Regions from separate parts of the Homo sapiens genome. Here region 2 is linked to region 1. A link is an interaction called in ENCODE POLR2A ChIA-PET data of the cell type or tissue named here. Cell type or tissue: Panc1. All regions are shown on one strand. Links, peaks and the distances in the headings refer to the core of each region. The heading gives the core; the rest is flanking DNA.

Region 1 (2,915 bases), core at 116-2,615:
CAACCTCTTCTCACCCTAAGTTTTACCTGCTTTAATGTCTCCATGAATATGGTCCTAGGGGCAATATTGTTACTACCTGCTGTGCACAGTGTCTCATATAAACAAGGAACTTCCTTCGTCTATGTTTGAAGTTTATTTTGCAGGTAATAGTGGGTTGGATATCCTGACCTCCAGGAGTTCACATTCTTCAATGCTTCAGGGTGGTCACGGCAATTCTATTAGGGTATCTGTTCTCCACGACAGATATTTTTAGCAACAGATAGCCTGAATCCATTCAAAGAATGCACCTGTTGATGGGAATCCAGATCTGGCAACCACACACTTTAATTTCAAGAGTGCTCAATCAGAGTGTGTGCTAGACTGTGGGACAGGACAGAAAGTCTACTGACTTCAGGCTCAGGCTCACAACAGCTGTTTTCCAAAATTGGTAACATGAAAGTGCTTCTATTAATGTGGAGATTTTGGTTTGATGGATTCGTGGAAATGATCTGATACAAAAAAGCACAATTCCCTTCCCTCTCCCGTTTCTGTCTTGTCTTCCTCCTTCCTGCCCTTCCTCCCTTTCCTTAGCAATATATTTTTTTTTTTTTTGAGACAGAGTTTCACTCTGTCACCCATGCTGGAGTGCAGTGGCGTGATCTCAGCTCACTACAACCTCCGCTTCCCAGGTTCAAGCAATTCTCCTGTCTCAGCCTCCTGTGTTGCTGGCACTACAGGCACCTGCCACCATACCTAGCTAATTTTTATATTTTTAGTAGAGACAGGGTTTCACCTTGTTGATCAGGCTGGTCTCGAACTCCTGACCTCAGGTGATCCACCTGCCTTGGCCTCCCAAAGTGCTGGAATTACAGGCGTGAGCCATTGCGCCCAGCCTTCCTTAGCAATATTTTCTTTCTTTTTAATTTCTCTTTTTTTTTTTTTTTTTTTGAGACCAAGTCTCGCTCTGTCACCCAGGTCTGCTCACTGCAACCTCTGCCTCCCAGATTCAAGCAATTCTCCTGCCTCAGCCTCCCGAGTAGCTAGGACTACAAGCACACGCCACCACGCCCAGCTAATTTTTGTATTTTTTTTTTTATTAGAGACGGGGTTTCACCATATTGGTCAGGCTGATCTTGAACTCTTGACCTCATGATCCGCCTGCCTCGGCCTCCCAAACTGCTGGGATTACAGGTGTGAGCCACCATGCCCGGCTGCAGTATTTTCTAAATGTCTCATCTTGGATTTGTTTTTACAGTGACAAAGAAGCCAAGCAAAGTTTTCTTCCTCTATTAAATGCATATTCTAGAAGGGAAGACAAACAAATCATAAACAAACTAGTAAATAATACAGTTTCATAAAGTGATGAATGCTGGGAAGAAAGGGAGGCAGGATATGGCAGTGACCAGGGCCTGGAGGTATTTTTATTTCCCGTTTGGTGGACAGGGGAAGCACTCTGTGGAGGTCACATCTGAGCAGAGACCTGAACTGGTGGCCGTGATGGGAGTTTGCGGTGGAAAGCATTGCAGGAAGAGGTGGAAAAGAACAAGCATTGCTCTTTGAACAGCATGAAGATTGGGGTGGGTGGAGAGGAGGGGTCAAGGAGCAGAAGTGTAGGATGAGGAGAAGCAGCCAGTAGCTAGATCACCAGGGACTTGTAGGCTACAATAAGGATTTCATATTTTATTCTAAGTGCAATGGGAAGCTATTGGTAGGAATTAAGCAGGAGAGCAAGGCAAGCTGACTTACAGTTTAAGAATACCCTGGCTGCTCTTGGAGAATATTCTGTAGTGGAGAAAGAAGGCTGTAGGAAGACCAGTGGCTTGGCTGTTGTAGAGTACAAGTGTAAGCTGATGGTGGTCTGCAGTATGGAGATGGCAGTGGAAGCGGGGAAAGGTGGTAGGGAGGGCTCAGTATGTGTTTTAAGAGATCGAGAAAGGACTCAATAATCGTGGACTGGATGCCCAGTAGGACAGAAAGAGAGGGGTCAAGGATGACTCCTAGGTTTGTATTTTGAGCAACTGGATGATTTATGGGGCAATTTTCTGAGATGAAGATGATCGGGAGAGGAGACGGTTTAGATTGGAAAATTAAGAGCTCTGTTTTTATAGTTTTAAGTGACTATATAGAATATTAAAAAGATACAGCTGTCTGGAATTTAAGATAAAGATCGGAGCTGGAAATAAACTTTGGGAGTTACCAGCGTGTAGATGGTATTTAAAGCCATTGATCGAGAAGACATCACATGGGGAGGGAGGTGCTTGCCCTGAGGAAGAGACTGAGCTCAGAGACACTCCAATATTTAATGGATGATGTTAAGAATGAGATGCTAACAGGGAAAATTGAGAAGGAATGGCCCGTGAAATAGGAGGAAACTCAGAAGGGCATGTTGTCCTGCCCACCATAATGTTTCAAAGAGGAACAAGTGTCAAATCCTGCTGGGAATAAACTGAGGACAGATAATTGAATACTAGATTCTACATCATGACCCTAACATGAGCAGCTGCAGTTGAACAGTGGGGATGAAATTCTGAATGAAATGAATTAAAAAAGTAAAGAAGTGGAGACAGCAAGTAGCAATAGTTCTTTCAAGTTTTGCTGAGAAGGGGAGAAAAAATGGGGATGTAGGGTCAAGGGTGGATTTTTCAAATAGGGGAATTATGAAAACATTTTTGTATATAGATAGAAGTAATAGAAGTAACTCAGAAGAAAGGGGAGAATAGGTGAATCGGAAGAAGGAGATAATAGGAGTTGCTGAGCCTGTAAACAGGCTAGGGGGTGTGAGCTTTAGAGCAAAAGTGAACAGATTTAGGAGGGAATGGGAAAAAGAGTTAGGGTTGCAGAAAGTAACTCTTGGAATCTACCAATGAGAATTTTTACACCCACAGAGAACTAGGAATCAAGAGTACCTGGCCTGTAGTTAGCTAGGGCTGGAAGAA
Region 2 (2,915 bases), core at 107-2,606, 410 kb before region 1:
ATTTGAAGAGATGAAGAAATGGAGGCAAGAGAAAGCAAGGCCTCCCCACCATCACAGATCTGATTTATGGTAGACTCCAGCCTCTCAGTTTACTGTTCTAGACCTTGCTCCATACTGACTCTTTTGCTTCAGGTATAAAATATTATACTGGCAGCATCACGACTATGATCAGAGTAGAGTATGTAATCTTTCTTGAAAACAGGATTTTAAAAATTCCCCTGCCTTCAGGATGTCTTTATCATACTTAACAAGTGAACTTTTTTTTTTTTTTGAGACAGACTCTCACTCATTGTTGCCCAGGCTGCAGTGCAGCAGCACGATTTCAACTTACTGCAACCTCCGCCTCCCCAGTTCAAGCAAGTCTCCTGCCTCGACCTCCCGAGTAGCTGGGATTACAGGCGTGCACCACCGCACCCACCTAATTTTTGTATTTTTCATAGAGAGGAGTTTCACCATGTTGGCCAGGCTGGTCTCAAACTCCTGACCTCAAGTGATATGCCCGCCATGGCCTCCCACTGTGCTTGGATTACAGGTGTGAGCCACCGTGCCTGGCCTACAACTACATTTTTTAAAAACCACAATTTGGTTTAGGTATTATAATCAAAATTAGAAAACAGGATTCAATCAAAATTTCCTTTTAGCAAAATTTTCTACAAAAGACACCTACACACCTAAGAAATATGGGACCCCCACACATCCTCCGCAAGTCACACAAAAGGCTGCAGTCATAGCTTTGCAATAAAACTTCTGCCACCATATAGGAAGGAGCTAGGACCAGAGAACAAAGCCATCTCCACAGTGAATGGATATACTCATGTCATTTGACATTAAATCAACTATTGTTTTTGAAGCATCTCCTATTAGTGTATAAGTCAAACGTCAGTTGATGCATAGCATCAGATACTCTGAAACAAGTAAGGTTTTGAATGCATAAAGTATTCTGGGCAATAAACTGAACTCTACATGGTAAAGAAGAGTAATAGAATGAAAGTACCTGGCACCTGCAATTAAACCTACAGGCATGAATTTTCCATAGTAGTAGGATCTCATTCCCATAACACCAACAAAAGTAACAGATGTAGCGGCTGAAAAAGATACAAAGAAGGGTCAAAACTCATTAGTCTTCTACGCAGGGGAATCAGAAGTAGACCAAGCCCCACCAATCTCTCAAGGCTCACGCCTCATCCTATGCTTATTCCTCCTTCCCCAAGTAGGGGAGATTACTAGCTGCCCACATCCTATGGGTCCAAATACCAATACTGGCCAAATAGGGCCCTTCACAGCCTGGGCCCTACCTGCCCTTCCAGCCTCATCTCTTACCACTTGTCTTCTGCAAAACCCACACTTTAGCCATCAATGTGTTAGTTTTCTCCAAAATGCTGTTGTTTCTCATGCCCTGCAGATGCTATCGCCCTGCAGACGCTATTTCCTCTACCCTGCATGCAATTCCCACTGGGTATCTGTCAAAGCACCTACTACATGTCAAGCGCTGTGCTAGGAGCTGGAGAATACAAAAGTAATCGTAACTGTCTTTGCCCTTTTACAATGCTTCAGGTCTGATGGGACAAGACTTTAAACAATCACACAAAGAAAAACAAGGTACAATGTGTGCTTCAGGTATAATTGATGCTACACAAAAAAGCTCAACAGGGGGATCAACCTATTCAGGGAGATCATGCTAGGCTTTTAGCCAAGGAAGTGAAGACTGACTGAGATCTGAAATTACAGCAGGCGTTAATAAGCTGAAGGATGGGAATGCCCTTTCCAGGCAGAGGGGACAGTATATGCAGAGGCCCTGTGGTGACAGGGAGCATGGCACATTCACCCTAAAAGGGCAGCGTGGCACAGAAGTCAAGATGCAGTTTGTGAGTAAGAGGCGCCAGACCACATAGAGCCTTGAAGGCCATACTAAGGATTGGGTTTTCATCATAAGAGCAATGAGAAGCTATTAAAGGATACTAAGCAGAGGGATGCATAAAAAGAGTTGCATTATTATTATTATTTTTTGAGACAGAGTCTCACTCTGCAACACACGCTGGAGTGCAGTGGCATGATCTCAGCTCACTACAACCTCTACCTCCCAGGTTCAAGCAATGCTGAAGCCTTTTTTAATTTTAGTGGAGACCGGGTTTCACCATGTTGCCCAGGGTGGTCTCCAACTCCTGAGCTCGGCAATCCGCCTGCCTTGGCCTCCCAAAGTGCTAGGACTACAGGCAGGAGCCACCGCAACCGGCCCAGAGTTGCATTTTGAAAGCGTAATTCTAGCTATACTATAGAGAACAAACTTCAGGGAAACTAGAGGGTACATGGGGATACCAGCTAAGGAACGTCCTTGGGAATGCAGGTAAGAAAGAGGGGATAACTGGGACTAGGACGATGGCTGTGCAGATGAAAAAGAGGACAACTCAGGATAAGGGCTAGAGGTAGTGTCGACAAGACCTGCTGATGAATTAGTCAGAAAGGGGGTGGTAGAAAGGAAAGAGAGCAATCAAGAACCGAATGGATGGAGAACAGAAGACAGGGGGAGTGTGTGGCCATGAGGTTAGGTCCGGGCAGATTCCTGGAGACATCTGAAGGAAAGTGGACAGATGAATACATGAGAGTCCAGCCTGGAGGAGAGAGAAATTTGTGTCATTTGTGTATCGGTGGAAATTAAAGGCATAGGCTTCAATGAAACTGTCAAGTGAGTAGACAAGAAGAGCCTGAAGAACTTCAATATCTAGTGGCCAAAAAGGAAAATAGGTTGCCAAAAGAGAATGAGAGGATAAAAAGGGAAACCAGGAGAATGGAAAATGATTGGTCAACCGTGCTGAGAACTGCTAAATGGCCAAGTAAAATGAGGACTGAAAAATGTACATTGGATTTTGTACAAACACAGGTCACTGGCAGCCTCAGGGAGAGCTATTCCACAAACA

The links. Peaks named below come from ENCODE experiments on the same cell type or tissue, not always from the same donor. Only the 100,000 strongest peaks of a DNase experiment are listed, where the experiment ranks them.
Region 2: POLR2A ChIA-PET joins it to region 1 with 10 read pairs; 2 of 35 experiments call an interaction of 5 or more read pairs at or near these places.

Annotation. Positions count from the first base shown.
Region 1 is chr6:10,339,192-10,342,106 of GRCh38, reverse strand. No RefSeq gene overlaps it. Among named protein-coding and RNA genes, the nearest start is that of TFAP2A-AS2, 64 kb to the left of the region's middle. In Panc1, for the core only: no CTCF peak of the experiment used is centred there; no DNase peak of the experiment used is centred there; H3K27ac peaks cover 327 bases.
Region 2 is chr6:10,753,312-10,756,226 of GRCh38, reverse strand. It overlaps TMEM14B (transmembrane protein 14B), which reads right to left. Exons shown (of 6, transcript NM_030969.5): 5 at 995-1,085. Among named protein-coding and RNA genes, the nearest start is that of TMEM14B, 7.0 kb to the right of the region's middle. In Panc1, for the core only: no CTCF peak of the experiment used is centred there; no DNase peak of the experiment used is centred there; H3K27ac peaks cover 487 bases.